Regions from separate parts of the Mus musculus genome. Here region 2 is linked to region 1. Evidence: chromatin loops called from intact Hi-C (ENCODE). Cell type or tissue: heart. All regions are shown on one strand.

Region 1 (8,000 bases):
AGTGAATCTTAGGTGGAGCACTTGTTGGTCCCAGTTGTTATCAATGAATTCTATCCCAGGTGGTTCCTGTTAGACCTTCTGTATTTGCATTCCTCTGTTTTATGTAAGAATCCAGTAACCACTTTGTACCTTGCTGGTGTGTCACCCAACTTCCTTATTTTCTTCTGTATAAAAAGTTTGATGCTCGATTTGACAAATTACATTCAGATTCTACACTACCTCTCCTGTGTGCATCTGTCTGTCATCTCATCCAACGCTTTGCCCACCTGGGACTAGAGACCCGTTCCAAGCAGACAAAGGGATCCAGAGGGTCTGTGGCAGCTGTACACTTGTCTCCAGCCCGTCTGGTGTTCACTGTGACTGATATACAGGAGTGTAGACTGCTACTCTTGCTTGTCCTTCTTATTTCCAATTTTGATTAATTGTCTATTTCTGAATTGAATTTTACCTTTTCTGGCCAAATAAAACATTTCTAAAAACAAGAGGTTGAGAGTAAGTTAAAATCGGGTCATTACTTGAGAACTCAGGAAGCATCTCTGATATACAAAATAACCAAGCAGAAATTTTTTATTGTCCACCAGATCATTATCTATAGTGAGTATGGGGTAGCACGAATGACCTCTCTGGGGCCATATGTCTGCCATGCTTCCATTGTGATGGTAGTGGACTAAACCTCTGAAATGTATGTATCCCAGCCCCAGTAAGAGTTGTCATAGGCATGGTGTCTCTTCACAGCAATAGAAACCCTAAGACATTAGATAGTTCCAGGAACTGGGGGATTGCTGTGATAGTCCTGACCATGTTTTTCTTTGGAAGAATGTGGACTTTGGGACAGAAAAGCAGCTCAATGCTTTAAGCTTGGGTTAATGGGCCTTACTAGTTGGAGCATGGAAGACAGTAGTGCTGAGGGTGATTTGAACTGTGGGGGTCCAGCTCAAGAGGTTTCAGAGGAGAAAATATTAGTATGTATCCTAAAGACTATTATTATTGTGATAGTTTGGCAAAGAATGTGGTTACTTTCTGCCCTTGTCAGATTTATGCTATGAAAGAATAGATGGAGTAAATTAGTTCTGGAAGAAAAATCTCTCCAAAGAATTCAGTGTGTTATACTCATGTCACTTGTATTAGTCAGGCTTCTCTAGAGGGACAGAATTTATAGAATGAGTGTGTGTGTGTGTGTGTGTGTGTGTGTGTGTGTGTGTGTGTGTGTGTGTAATTTATTGAAATGGTTTACACGCTGTATGTAATCCAGCTAGCCAACAGTGGCTATCTACCAACAGAAAGTATGTGAATCCAGTAGTTGTTCAATCTATGTATGGCTTGATGTCTCAACTAGTCTTCAGTATATGCCAGAATATGGGAAGAAGGCTCTAATGCCAATGAAGGAATGGACTTGTTAGGCAGAGAAAGCTTTCATCTTTCATGTCCTTTAATTTATAGAGGCTGCCACCAGAAGGTGTGGCCCAGAATAAAGGTAAATCTTTCCACTTTTAAAGATCCCAGATTAAAAGCGGCTCTTCCTACTTTAAATGATTTTGGGAAAAAAAAATCACAGATGTGCCCAGCCAGTTGCTTAGGTTTCAGCTAGTTCCATATGTAGACCAGTTGACATCCAAGAAGTTGTCACATCACTTTTGATTTATGTGTTGGCTGTTATTGCAGACAATTTTACTTTTGCTTGAATTTGATATCTGAGTTTGTATTAATTTGGTTGTTTACTTATTTCCAAACTACTTTGAAAATTTGACCTGTAATCCAAGTACTTGGGAAACTGAGGCAGGATAATTGTGAGTTCCAGACCAGCCTAGACTAAATAATGAGATACTGTCTCAAAACTAAAAGAGAAAAATAGGAAAAAAATACAGCTGCCTGGGTCTTCAGGGAGCACTCATCTTGGTTTTCCTTTTTGACCCTTAGGATACTGATGAATTTATTTTGCCAACTGGAGCTAATAAAACCCGAGGCAGATTTGAACTAGCTTTCTTTACCATTGGAGGATGTTGCATGACAGGTACAATTTTTATTTTTAGATTTATTTTATTTTATGTATGAGAACACTGTCGCTGTCTTTCAACCCACCATAAGAGGGCATCAGATCCCATTACAGATGGTTGTGAGCCACCATGTGGTTGTGGGAATTGAAAGCACAACCTCTGAAGGAGCCATCTAACCGCTGAGCCATCTCTCCAGCCCCAATATTTTTATTTGTAATGTCCTTAAATCCAAGTCGTTAATGGTGCTTAAAGTGAAAAGTAACTAGGATATTCTTTTCGTTTTTAAAGCTTGTATTGCATTTCTCATTATATAAAAAAGCAACCAGAATTATTTTTAATAAAAAGCTTTTTTTTTTTTTTTAATTGTTATGATTTGCCACCAGGGGCCGCATTCGGGGCAATGAACGGTCTTCGTTTAGGATTGAAGGAAACCCAGAGCATGGCCTGGTCCAAACCAAGAAATGTACAGTAAGTCTAGATGCTTGCATAGTAACCACTGCTTTGGGGTCTGGTGTTAATAAAGTGCTTAGATAATTAACAACCCCCACCACCACCTCTCTCTCTTTTAATATATGGTTTTGGTTTCAAAGCATAAGGAACCAAGTTACTGTGTCCTAGCTTTGCAGGGGTGTAGATTTTGGTTAGTGTCTTCATTTAACTGGTACAACCCCAATCTGATTTTTTTGGTTTACATGTGCTCTCCAAATTTATATGGCAAATTTATATTTTTAAATTGTTGAGTTACTAATAGGGATTTTTGATTGTTCTTGGGCCTGTAGGACTCAGAACTTGATGATAGAAGCTAGATCTATTAGCTTCTTGCTGACATGCTTAAATGGGGAGGGGCAGAAACACTCAACTAGAATTTCTTTTTTTAAAGATTTATTTATTTATTATATGTAAGTGCACTGTAGCTGTCTTCAGTCATTCTAGAAAAGGGTATCAGATTTTGTGAGCTACTATGTGGTTGCATGTGGTTGAACTCGGGACCTTTGAAGAGCAGTTGGTGCTCTTAACCACTGAGCCATCTCACCAGCCCCTTAACTGGAATTTCTACAATTCCAAGATCATTATTATATATGTATGTGCAAGTGTGCAGATGTCCACATGAGCGGGTGCATATGAAGGCCAAAGGTCAGCCTAAAGTGTCCTTTCTCAGGAGCTATCCCACTTACCCAGTGAGCCATCTGCCCAGAAGCATTCTTAATCTCTGAATTGTGAATGTATCGTCCTGCCAGAAGGTGGCAGCAGGCGTGCTGGAGTTGGCCTTAGGAAACCTTAGAGGCTTGCCAGGTTTTTCTGTTGCTGTTACTGCATGAACTCCTTTGTTGACAATGCAGATTTTGTAGTATGAGAAGCTAAAATACTGTAATAAATACCTGTGAACCCTAATTCTTCTACAACAACCCTCAGCCTTGGCCAGTCACCCAGTTTCTTCTATTGTATCATTTTGAAACAAATCCCCAACCAATATTTATAATGAATTTAGAAGTGGGAAGTCTCTTAAACAAAATGCTATATTCCATTTTTGAAAACAATAGCAACATAATCTTCTCATCTTCCCATATTGAGAAGCAGCATTTAATAATTGGAAAGGGGTAGAATTTATAGCCAAACATGTTGTGTTTAACTCGAGAATTGTAGTTTAACCACTTAATATTTTGTGATCTTGAGTAAAAACTTTGTCTACTTTCTGCCTTGCAGAGTTGTGGGAAAGTGGCAGGTGATAAAATGTGAGCAGTAGATAAAGGCTCACAAACGGAAGTGAAGTGTGCCGACAGACCGTCCCCAGAGAGCTCTACCAAGTTCTTAGTGTGTTACCCAGTAGTAGTCAGCCATCCCAGACACATTCCTGTGATGGTGTTACACTGCTGGGAGAGTAATGTGTGCTCTTCACCTGGTTGCTGGGTCACCGTTCTGGTGGGCTGTGACTCTGGTGTAAGACCAAACTTTGCTTCCTTGAGAGTGTGCTAAGCATTCGCTTTGACTGCTTAGTTCTAGTATGGGAGCAGACAGTGCTTTCTCCGTGTGCTCTAGTAAAGGCAGCTCTTCCTTTCTCTTCAGTTCTGCTTTGCACTCTAACACCCATGTCCTTTCCATTGGCCCTACTTAGTATTCTGAAATGTATTCCCTTTCCCAAAGAATGTCAAACCACTCTGTCACAGGTACAGTGACATTGTTTTAACACAGATCATCAGTTTGTAAATACATTTCAGGCTGCTGTTTAAAGCCTTTGTATTTAATCTGTCCTAAATAATTTTGTGCCTTTACTATCATAAACCTCACTTATATAAAGTAACAACCTTATTTATTAAAATCTGGGGTGGTATTAAGGTGTACCTTGAAGTTCCAAAAATCATTTAGGCGTGGGCCTATATATTTTAAATAGCTATAGCTATGGCTTATAAGATTACTAGAGAAGCAGTGACCCTAAATACATTTTTCTCTCTCTCTCATTCTTCCCTGGTAGGATTTTGAATATGGTGACTAGGCAAGGAGCACTTTGGGCTAATACTCTAGGCTCCCTGGGTAAGTATAAATCTTGTTCGATTAATCTTTTGTGTTGAGACAATGCCTCGTGTAGCCCAGTTTCACTTCATACTTTAGTTATGTAGTTGAGAAGCTTGGGATGCTGATCTTCCTGGTCCCGTCTTCCAAGTTCTGAAATTACACATGTGCCCTGGGGAACAAGCCCAGGGCTCCTGGCATGCTAGGCAAACACTCCTCCCCTGGGCCATATCCCCAGCTAGTAAGTCATTCATATAAAAAAAGAATGTGCAGTTTGGTCAACCAAGATTCTGGTTCTAGGCTAAACAACATTTAAATCCACTCTGGTAAATATTGTAACTACCATCTGAGAAAAGACTCGTAAATGCTCTTGTCTAACAGTATGCTAAGTAAAATCCTGTTTTCAACTAAAAGATGTCCAAGTAATGGAGCTATACATGTTGGGGAAGGTTCAAAGTCCTGTAGTGAGACGTGACAGACAGACAGATGGAGTCAGTCTTTATGCTTTGTTTTCCTAGTAGCCTGTTGATTTAGTGAGTTCATCTGTAGATTTGCAGTAACTCTCTTGTAGATAAGGAAAGCATTCCCAGTTGTAGACAAGGGGTGATTTAATGGTGCTTAGTCAGAGCCCAGTGCTTTGATTACACTGACCATGAATAGTTTGTTCTTCTGATTGCTAGTGATTTATAATCTACTTGTAACGCATACACATTACCTTCTAAAGTTTTCATAATTTTTAGACAAGCTGAACTTAATGGTACTCTTTCTACTTATAGCAGATGGAATAAGGAACAAACTTGAAAAGACAAAAGGCCACTATTGTAACTTGTTATGAAATTTGGAAAGTGCATTTTCATACCAGAAAGCCAAATTCCCATTTTGTATTTTGATAAATGATGGCTTTGATAGTCTGCTTACGTCTACAACCCTGAAACAACCTTCTATACACACAAGTCATGTTCCTCTGTTCTTTTGTAATTGCTTATATACCTAGGGAACTCAGCAGCCTCTGCCTACATCACAACTTATTTATTTTTAGCCCTGGAAATCCTGCATTCCAGAAAGCCCTGTAGTTTTAGGCAAGAAGCAATAGATGATCACTGTGGTGGTTACCGTGTGCTCCATTGTAATATGATGTGGCTGGTCACAATGTTATCTATGTGATCATTTTCATAAAAAGTATAGAAGTTCAGGGGCTGGAGAGATAGATGGCTCAGTGGTTAAGAGCACTGACTGCTCTTCTGAAGGTCCTGAGTTCAAATCCCAGCAACCACATGGTAGCTCACAACCATCCATAATGAGATCTGATGCTTCTTCTGTGGTGTCTGAAGTCAGCTACAGTGTATTTACATATATATAAAAAAATAAATAAATCTTTAAAAAAAAAGTATAGAAGTTCTACAACAGACAGCTGGCAAGGCTGCGCTTGATGGAATGTTGGGAAGGCAAGTATAGCTAGAGTTGGTTTTAGCTTTTTTGAGCCATGTAGAGTTGGCTGATCCCTAACTTACAGAGAGAGCTTCCTTCCTCTGCCTCACTAGGGCTAGGATTAAAGGTGTGTGTCACTGTTGCCTACAGTGTTTTTCTATAATAGAAATATGTGGGTACTTTTTTTAAAAGTATAGGCAGCATAAGTAAAATTTGAGATATTTTTCTTAGACTCTGCAGTAATACTTTCTAGTAATAGCATTTCTTCTGCATCTTCACAACCCCTTCTTTGTATAGCCAGTCAGTTGTGTGCACATGTACCTGATTTTATGTATCAGTAAATGAGGGGTTTTCTTGATTTTTGTTTTTATTTTTTTGTTTTGGCTCTCCTGGAACTCACTCTGTAGACCAGGCTGGCCTTGAACTCAGATCCACCTGCCTCTGTCTCCCTACTAAAGCATGTGCCACCGTGGCCTGGCATCTTCCTACCTTTTATGTGACTATTATGGGAAATCCCTTTCTGGATCCCTGCAGTGATGCAGATGCTCTTGGTGGACATTTTATTTGTTGCCGGAATTTTCCTGTTAAAGCAGAGCTTCAGAGATGGTTCTGTTTGTCTGTGGCTGTGCTTACCTAAGACAATGACTGTTCTAACTTTCATCGCTGTCTTTCTGCTTTAGCTTTGCTCTATAGTGCTTTTGGTGTTATCATTGAGAAAACACGGGGTGCAGAAGATGACCTCAACACAGTAGCAGCTGGAACCATGACCGGGATGTTGTATAAATGTACAGGTGAGCTATACTGAGTGGACAACTGAGATGGTTTTAACTGTCATATATAATATTCAGAGGAAAAAATACACACGTGTGCATATAGTTATTAAGGATTTTATCATTTTCTAAGTCCTCTCATATGCAAGCCTCAAGGGAGTAAAGTCAGACTTTTTTTCATAAACAAGGCAAGATAAACTGTCTTTACCTGCTATACCTTTCTTTTGTGACCTAGGCTAAGCAAATCCTAGTCTGATCCAAAAGTCTCTGTTTCTCTGTGTCTGTCTGTCTCTCTCTCTCTCTCTGTCTGTGTCCGTCTCTCTCTCTCTCTGTGTGTGTCTCTCTCTCTCTCTCTCTTTGTTTTGGATTTTTTGCCATAACCACATTGCCTCTAGAATGCCTTTAGAAATAAGGGAACTCTTAGAAAAGGGAGGGGTAATAGTCAAGCTGGGCCTGAACAGTGGGCGGAACTTCAAGTATATCATAGGAAAGGTGTGGGACACAAGTCTGGAAGAGAGTTTTAGATTTGAAACATAGGAAGCTAGAGTGAGAAGTTTAAATTTAGGTTAAAAGTCATCAAAGATATTTGAACAAAGCATTACTAGAATTGGGCTGGAGAGATAGCTCAGCAGTTAAAACTACTTGGCTGTTCTTTCAAAAGACCTAGATTTGATTCTCACAACCATCTCTAACTCTATTCCCAGAGGATCCAGTCCCTCTCCTGGCCCCTGTGGGCACTGTGTCCATGTATATACTGACATGCTTGCAAAACACCAATATACAATCAATCAAAGAATTACTAGAGTTATACTTGTGAGAGATTGTTAGAAACCTGGATAGAAGGTAGAAGCAGCCAGGCATGGTGCTTTACGCCTTTAATCCCAGCATTCAGGAGGCAGAGGTATATGGATCTCTGAGCTTGAGACCAGCCTGGTCTACAGAGCAAGTTCCAGGACAGCCAGGGCTACCCAGACCTTATCTCAAGATGAAAAAGAAAAGGTGGAAGCATAAAGCCAAAGTAGTTGAGGAATACTGCTAATTATGTTTAAAATTTATGATAATTCGCCTCAAGTATAGCTACAAATGGTAAACTTTACACCTGATGAAGGCATGTGAGGGGAAAGGCATATATCAGAGACAGATGGTTTGGGCTTGTCTGGCGTACATGAAGTTGTGCTGGGTTAAATATTCAGTGTTATATAAAACCAGATGTAGTGTGCACATAAAATCCCAGCACTCTAGTAGTAGAAAATCAAAAGTTGAGGGTCCTTTTTAGCTGTGTAGGAAATTTGAGACCAAA
Region 2 (8,000 bases), 530 kb after region 1:
GACGGTCTGGAGTCCTAGCTTCTGCTGTGTCACCCATAGGGCAGCCATAAAGGACTCTCTCCCTGTCAGAGTCCCGTGTGGCTTTCACCTGGAATCCGAGTGAGCCTCCACTGTTTTCTGTTTTGTCTGCTACTCCAAATCACTTGCTTAAGAACACACCAGATTCAAGCGGGGCGTAGTGGTGCACGCCTTTAATCCCAGCACTTGGGAGGCAGAGGCAGGCAGATTTCTGAGTTCAAGGCCAACCTGGTCTACAAAGTGAGTTCCAGGACAGCCAAGACTACACAGAGAAACCCTGTCTCAAAAAACAAAAACAAACAAACAAAAAACAAAAAAATCACACCGGGTTGGAAAGAAAATCCTTCTCACAGTCATAACATGTGATTTTCTAGAAAATACATTGGAATTTTGTAGTGAGTAGTCTCTACTTACCATGACAAAGTGGACACAAGTAAATTAGACTTCTGTATTACATTTCTGTACCCCCCCCCCCCCACACCTCTGGAAAATAGAACATTTGCTCGGCATAATTGTGTGTGTGTTACTAACTGGGATTACAGCTCTGCACCACCATGCCTGGTTTTTGCAGGGCTAGAATCAAAGCCATTCTGAAAGTCACCCTGGCCTCCTGACTAAAGCCCCTCCCCTGGCACAGAAACTGATCAGGCAGTTTACCTCAGCCAGACAGCTGCCCTGTGGAGACAGACAGGGGCTGACAACTGCCCAAGAATCCCGGTTCAATACTAAGGTAACTGACAAACCAAGGAATCCCACTGCTGTTCTTGAAGAAGAAACTAGCACCCTACCCAAAAATAACATCTGTCCAAACCTCAAGCCGGGACTCTTAGAGTTTGCATTCCCAAATAAACACCACAGGCCACTAGTTCTGTGCATTATTTAGCTAAAAAGTCCCAGAAACAACCCGTAATTATTTCAGCGACAGAAGAGACCTAGAGCTCCTCATTCAGAACCAGTCAACAGCAAATGCGCCTCCGGGGGCAGGGGCTCCCTCCCACCCCTCATCTCAAACTGCTTCTTGTTTCCCTAGGGGATAAATGTACCACACAAAGGCCAGGGCTTGGTGCCACTCATCTACACTGTAAGCAATGTTCTGTGGTAAGAACAAGGGGCCTTTGAGCCAGCAGTCATGAGTTTTGGACTGGAAACAAAAGTATAATTGATAAGCTTTCTTATTGGAACTTTGTCTCTAAAGATACCAAGGAATAATTTTAAATGACTCAAATAATCTACTTTATATCCCATTTTGAAAGGATGATAATGGGGTAGTTTGAGTGACATCACGGTCACAGTGATAACACTTTTAAAGCCCAGGTCGATGGCCTCTTGAAGAGCTGAGGTAGAGACACACGAGGCAGGCCTTGGTGGGAGCAAGTCAGAACTCTTGGGCTAGGAAGGGCATTCGTGGTATCTGCATAACAGATGTGGGGACATGGGGCTCTGCATGTACACCAGGGATGGGATAAGACTCAGGGTCTCACATGGACCAGCCACTACCACAGAGCCTTAGCCCCGCCCTGGGATACAGAACACCTAACTCTAAGAACATGTAATCCAGCCAAACAAGGAAACTGCAGAGCCAGCAAGAAACCACATTCCTTTCTATTTTCAGAAAAATAAAATTTGTATTATTTGTGGAAGGAGTCCAGTAGGAAAGCTCTAAGTGGCAATCATCTGTGTGTGTGTGTGTGTGTGTGTGTGTGTGTGTGTGTGTATGCGTGTGTGTGCATCAATAATTAGACACTGCATATTTAACCAGATATTCATGCTTGAAAGATCCAGGCTTAACGAGGTAGGAGAGAATGAGTAACTGTAATAAAAATAGCTGCACGAGTTTGCCCTTCCCAAACAGCGGTGAAGCAGGAGACATGTCATTAAGGCTGTGAGGCTGGCTTCCCCTCTGCACTTGGCGTCTGTCTCACAGACAGTCTCAGGAACAACTTAACAAGACTGAGCAAGGACACTGAAGGGCTCAGCAGCAGCAGAAGGGGTGCTCGATCTTAAAGTGACAGGCCCGGGGACTAGGAAGGTCGCTCAGCTCAGAGTGTTTGCCTAGCGTGCATAGAGCCCTGGCTTTGACCTTAACACTGCAAAACAAAACAACACAACAACAACAACAAAAAACAGGTCTGGTACTGCATAGCTAACAATCCTCGGGTGATCTGGGAGAATCATTAGTTCAAGGCCATTGGTCTGGGGAGATAGCTTGGTAAGCAGTAAAGTAGACCTAAATTCTGATCCCTGGCACCCACAGAAAAGCTGGGCATGGTGGCACACCTGCAACCCCAGCACTGTGTGGGGTGGGATAGGTGGATCTTAAGGACTCAACAGTCAGCTAGTCTAGCCCTGAACTCAGGTTCAGTGAGAAACCCTGTCCAAAAATAAAATAAAATAAAATAAAATAAAAGAGAGTAGAGAATGATAGAGGAAGACTCCAGATGTTGACCTCTGGCCACCAAGACACACATATGGGCACATGCATCTGTATATACCACACTAAAACCCAAAGGAAATTCAAGGTCACCCAACAGAGGAGCCAAAGGCCAGCTATGTGAATGAGGGAGGGAGGAGGGGAGGAAAGGGGGAGGGAGGAGGGGAAGAAGGGAGGAAGGGAAGGATTGGTGGAGTCAGAACTTTCAGATATGTGTAGATGAGGCAGTTTCTAGGTGCCGGCTCATGACCGTATGAACAGGGATACAAGGACACAGGGGTCCCTTGGAACAAGGGGACTCTGGGGCCAAGTTGTTCTTGGAAACCCATAAAGTAACCCATCTTTGGAGATGGTCAGGACCTTGACCCTAAAGAAAATAATGAGAAGTAAGTATCTGGCCCAACATCATGGTAACAGAGTCATCCTTTTACTGAAGTGACGTGAGAGACTGAAGCGGAACCTGGGCCAATACCAGCTGTAGAAACACAGTATCTGCCTTCTGTGGGTGTGCTCTGCTCTGAGACAGGGTCTGCCTCCAAGCTACCCCTCTTCTAGGAAGATACTCACCGCAGACATCCATATACTAGCCAACTGAGCCAGACCCAGGCACATGTCTGGAATGCAGCCATGAGCAAACAGGGTCTCTTGGAGCTCCTCCACGGCGCACAGGAGGCCATGGATACAGAGCTATCCATGGATCCATGTAAGAGAGCCAGGCACTGGGAGTGGGGATCATTCCAACAGTGTGGGGAAGGGGGGTGAGAGTGAAGGTGAGGCCGGTGAGGCCATGCAGAGACCTGACCATGGGACCAGGAGGGGGAAGAGGAGCATCCATGCCGAGGGCCTGAGGCAGGAGAAACAGCCAGAGAAGCAGTGTGGCTGGAGCACGGGAGGCAGGTGGGAAGCGGTGGCCAGTGGGACTGCAGGAAGACCCTCAAGTCACTGTGTCAAGTCACTGGCCTGAAGCCCTCCAGCCACATCTCATTACAAGTGTTAGGCAGAGCTATGACCTGGTCACTGTTTGAATTTGGAAATGAACCATGACAGAAAGAGATGTCATCGCGTGTCACGTTGACAAGGGGTGGACTTGTTATGACTAATTTGGGTTGTCAACTTGACTACATCTGGAATCAACTAAAACCCAAGCTGCTAGACACTCCTAGACACTCCTTCCTTGGAGGGATTCTCTTAGTGTTGAAGCTGGAAGATCTGCCCTGTATCTGGGTCCCACCTCCTGATGGCAGCTCACATACAGGGATGTGGAAGACGGAAACTTTGCCGTTTCCCTGAGGCCCTCACTCTCACTGGCTGGTTCACCTGTCCTGTTGCTGATGGAGTTAAATCCATCTTCTTCAGGACAGTGTAGACTGAAAACCAGCAACAGTCCAGGAATCCTCTAGGAACCCAGCCTCAGACTGGGACTGCAGAGACAGCCACCCTCATGGGCTGGATGACGACCTGATTCTTGCCCTTTCTACTGTGAGACAGCCATTGTTGAGTTATCTGGATGACAGTCTGCAAGCCATCTGAAAAGGTCCTGTGTAAATAAACACAATGTGACAACCAGTGTTGGTAGCAATTCATGGCTGAACCCACAAGGAACATAAAGGGTCCAGTCCTCCCAGGTACATCTGTAAACTGTGGCTTCACCTTTTCCCTTTAACAATGACAGGCAGAAATAACTGCACTGTGCTTGGACGGGGGCCAAGTTCTGCTTTACTAACTAGAACAATGTATCTTAAACTAAACAAGATATCCAACAATTGCGACATGTTAACCTAAATGTTGTCTTTCTCTCTCTCTCTCTCTCTCTCTCTCTCTCTCTCTCTCTCTCTCTCTCTCTCTCTTTCTCTCTCTCTCTCTCTCTCTCTCTCAAATGGGGAATGCCTTCACAATTTAAATAGAATAAAATCTCCCGGACTAAGGGTGTAGCTCCATGGTACAGCACTGGGCAGCATGTGCAGGGCTCTAGGTCCAGGCTCACTACTTTAAGTATCTTCCTGTGGTGCCACAGGGTTTAAGTTTAAGGTAAGGAGGGTCTTTGTGTGTACCAATGTATGGAGGGAAACACCCAGCTGACTGATTTTGCAGGTGTGACTTCCACCTGGTGGACAAACTGAGAATAACACCAGTGGGCGACAGACTCGGGCAGTAGCAATGGGTTTTGGTTTTCCCCTTCTCTTTCCACTTCTAATATCTTGCCCATCTACTTAATAATGAAAATACTGAAACATTTGGCTGTTTTAAGATTCATTCTTCCTAGGCCAGAACTCAAAAGCATCACCTTTATTTCTCAGATGCTTTTCCTTAGGCCCTGATAGGATGTGAATAGATTTCAAAGTGTTTTCAGTGATGAGAACTTCCTGCCAACAGTTTGGCAACATTTGGCTGATGTGGTGGGACACACCTAGCGTCTCCTAGGAAGAGAGGTCACTGAGGGATTACCTGGGCTGGCCTGCAGGTATGTGTGTGTGCGGCTAATGGATGGGCAGAGACTAAGACAGGAGGAGCCAGGAGCAGTCACCCTTCTCTCTCAGCTTTAGATGGTGGGTGTGACTGACGCTCCTGCCTTACCTGTCGGCTATAACGAACTGCGACCTGGAACTGTAAGCCAGACACACCGCTTCCTGCCCCATGTTACTTTGGGTCAGGTTGTCTTAGCAGCCACAGATGTGAAATAAAGGCAGCTGGTTAACAGACTTGGTGCTCACCTTAGCCAGACCAGGAACACCTTAGATAACCAATGCTACAGCTTTCCCTCCAGTCACCGACTTAAAACAAACAAAACAGGGCAGCAGAGTATACTGAATTCTCTGAGAAGTCACCCAGCCTTATTCTACAAAGCATAATGCACTTTTCACGCCACATCAGAGTTCACAGGAAAACACAACCGTGGCTGAGCCGTGAGGAGAGCCCACAGGGCGGCATCTCCAGGTAGTTTCCTCTTCTGTAAAGCTCACAGCTCCCAAGAGCCATCATCGAATCCACCAAATGCCAGGAAGAGTGTTATATGAGCCCAGCCATCAGGAGGCTGCCCAAGAGGATAATCTCATTCAAGACCAACCTGGGCAATATTCTGAGAATTCATTTTAAATAAAATTATTTGAAGTGACCCTCAATAGGGAATTGTTTTGGGAGTGTGTTATAAATTTCCCCTTCATTTTCCTGTTGAGCTAATTAAAATTGGAGTCATAAGGACCACCCTCTAAAAGAACAACACAGTGGGCTTAGAGCCCCCTGCTGACCTGGTCTGGGAAGATGAACTCAGAAGACAGACAACACCAAGGCCGACCTTTCCTTTTAAATGCATGTTGGGCACCAATCCCTACGTGAACAATGGACGCAAGCTCTCTAGGTCTGTCGGGTAGAACCAAGCGCCTGCTCTCGTCAGACACCCGTGCTCCTGCCTGCTGATCCTCGGAAGCGAGGAATGAAGATGCAGAAGCAGGCAGTGGGTGACAGGGCCAACGTCACCTCCTGTCCCTCATATCCACACGATGTCCTTCACTACCAGAGCGATGGCAGGGGGTGTGGAAGAGACAGAACAACCAACATGGAAGCAAGAGGCCGACAGGCCACATGCAAAGGCCCCTTCTCCACTGCAAAGCTGACGGGGACATATTGGAAAGGTAGCTAGCTATGTTCATTCAGCCAGAGGCGACAGACACTCAGGGACCCTGATCAGGAAGAGGAGACATGTGACATTGTTTGTGGCATTGTTTGGGCACAGGCACACCACCTTGAGAGAGGCTGTTGGTGTTCAGTCAGAGAACAGAGTGTGATAGAAATGGCAGCTCCATCCCCCCACCTCCTTCCCCCACCCTGCCCTGCCCAGGCCTATTTAACTGGTCAGTAGTATAGAGCTTCGAGTAGCACGTGGTACCTGCACCTCAGCCTGCGAGGCACTAGCATTTCTGCCTGGTCTGATGTGGTTAAGTCAGGAATTATGTGGGCACCTTCTTTCTCTGTAGTATAGGTCCCGGCTCAGCTACAACTGCAGCCACATCCCAGTACAAGTCCCACTGTCCTGTGCTTCCTAGAATCTCAGCGGGATGGGCATGTGGCCAGTCCTCCCAAATCCTGCTGCTTTACCAAGCGTGAGGGCTCAGGTCCTCCAGACCCGGGGCATGCCAAGGGTACTGGGGCTAAGGCTGGAAGGGAGGGTTTGGTCTCCCCCAGGAAAGTGTTACCCTCTGCACTGCTTAGCATTACTACAGAGCTGAGGCGGGCACTCTAGTTCCTTGGTTGGAGAGATTACCCTTTAACTAGAGAGGGACTTATGCCACAGGCAGGATTTCACCCACATCTGTCTCTGAAAAAGCCTACACAGTCTTTCTATGCCATACGCAAAAAATGGAGGAAAGGTTGACTGAATAAGCAAACCGAGGATGACCAAATAACAATTTGGAAATGAGCTCAAACACCCTGTGACCCGTACAAAGAGATCACTCCCAACTTGGAGTTAACAGATCATAAAGTGGAATTGGGCATCAGGTATACGGAACAAATGTCTAAGCAGCGAAGCAGTTAAAATGATGGAAGGACAAACTGATACAATCTATGTGCAAAATACAGACATCAAGACAGCTCTAAGGTGCATGCCTTTAGTCCCAACAGCAGGGATGAGGCGGCTGCATCTCTGTAAGTTCTGAGGCTAGCCTGGTCTACATAGTGAGTTCCAGGACAGCTTGGGCTATAAAGAGAGACCCTGTCTTGAAAAACAAGAATTTTGAAAAAGACTTCATTTAATCCCAGCACTGGGGTGGCAGAGGCAGGTAGGCACCATGATTTTGAAGTCAGCCTGATCTACATAGAGAGAGACTATCTTTTTTTTAAAAAAAAGATTGTTCTCTTCAGTGCTACACGATTTTTCTAATAAATCAAAACCATTTAAAAAATACCAAAGAGTTCAAGTTTCTAGTTTGGCCCACAGAAAGCACAGATACCGTGGCTCTATCCTAACCAGAGCCGGACAAGCTGGGAACCAGGGTTTCTCTTCAGCTCTGGCAGAGAACTGAACCCCTGCAGCCGACCATTGCCTCAAGAAGCTGATGAGCAGAAAGCTCCTTGGCCCCCAGAACCTGTCAGGAAGACTAACCCATCACTGAGGCCTGCAGGAGGCTCAGCATGATGAGGCTGGGATGGTCAGACCCAGGGGCCGGCGGGAGTCTGCCTTCTAGGAGTTCTACTGATTTCCCCAAAGACTGGAGAATTCCCTGCCTCCCCTGCCAGGGCCAGGGGGAAAGTAGCCAGAGGCTCTGCTCTTCAGCAGGCCCACCCTGGTAAGAAGTCACTTTATCAGAGAGTAACCTGGGAAGGTTTTAGCTGAACCTAACTGACTTGGAGAAGAGACAAGCGAACTTCAGCCAGCCCTCTCCAGCATCCCCATGGGAGAGGGACAGTCCCCACCTCACCTGGCGGGAGAGCCCCATGCACAGATGAAGCCCTCAGTTCAAGGTCAAAGGCACAAGGACACAGATTGTCCTCGGTGTAACTGTGACCTCTAGGGCACCCATCTTGGTGCCGTGACAAGGCAGTGCAGGAGCTCTTC

The links. A loop is a pair of places that touch in the nucleus more often than their neighbours do. Peaks named below come from ENCODE experiments on the same cell type or tissue, not always from the same donor. Only the 100,000 strongest peaks of a DNase experiment are listed, where the experiment ranks them.
Region 2: a loop joins it to region 1, with 2.2 times the contacts of the local background. A loop is called at or near these places in 3 of 42 quality-filtered maps.

The regions. Positions count from the first base shown.
Region 1 is chr14:32,187,865-32,195,864 of GRCm38, reverse strand. Timm23 (translocase of inner mitochondrial membrane 23) reads left to right here. Exons shown (of 7, transcript NM_016897.3): 3 at 1,918-2,011; 4 at 2,378-2,462; 5 at 4,465-4,523; 6 at 6,611-6,721. It overlaps LOC115488402 (a small nucleolar RNA gene), which reads left to right and starts at 3,815; the gene lies at 3,815-4,011. In heart, CTCF peaks have their summits at 2,058 (motif pointing right) and 3,227 (motif pointing right); no DNase peak of the experiment used is centred here.
Region 2 is chr14:31,653,575-31,661,574 of GRCm38, reverse strand. All of the region lies in intron 1 of Btd (biotinidase), which reads right to left. Among named protein-coding and RNA genes, the nearest start is that of Btd, 17 kb to the right of the region's middle. In heart, a CTCF peak has its summit at 4,560 (motif pointing left); DNase peaks (open chromatin) are centred at 1,044, 1,514, 1,934, 4,524 and 3 weaker places; H3K4me3 peaks cover 184 bases; H3K27ac peaks cover 5,308 bases.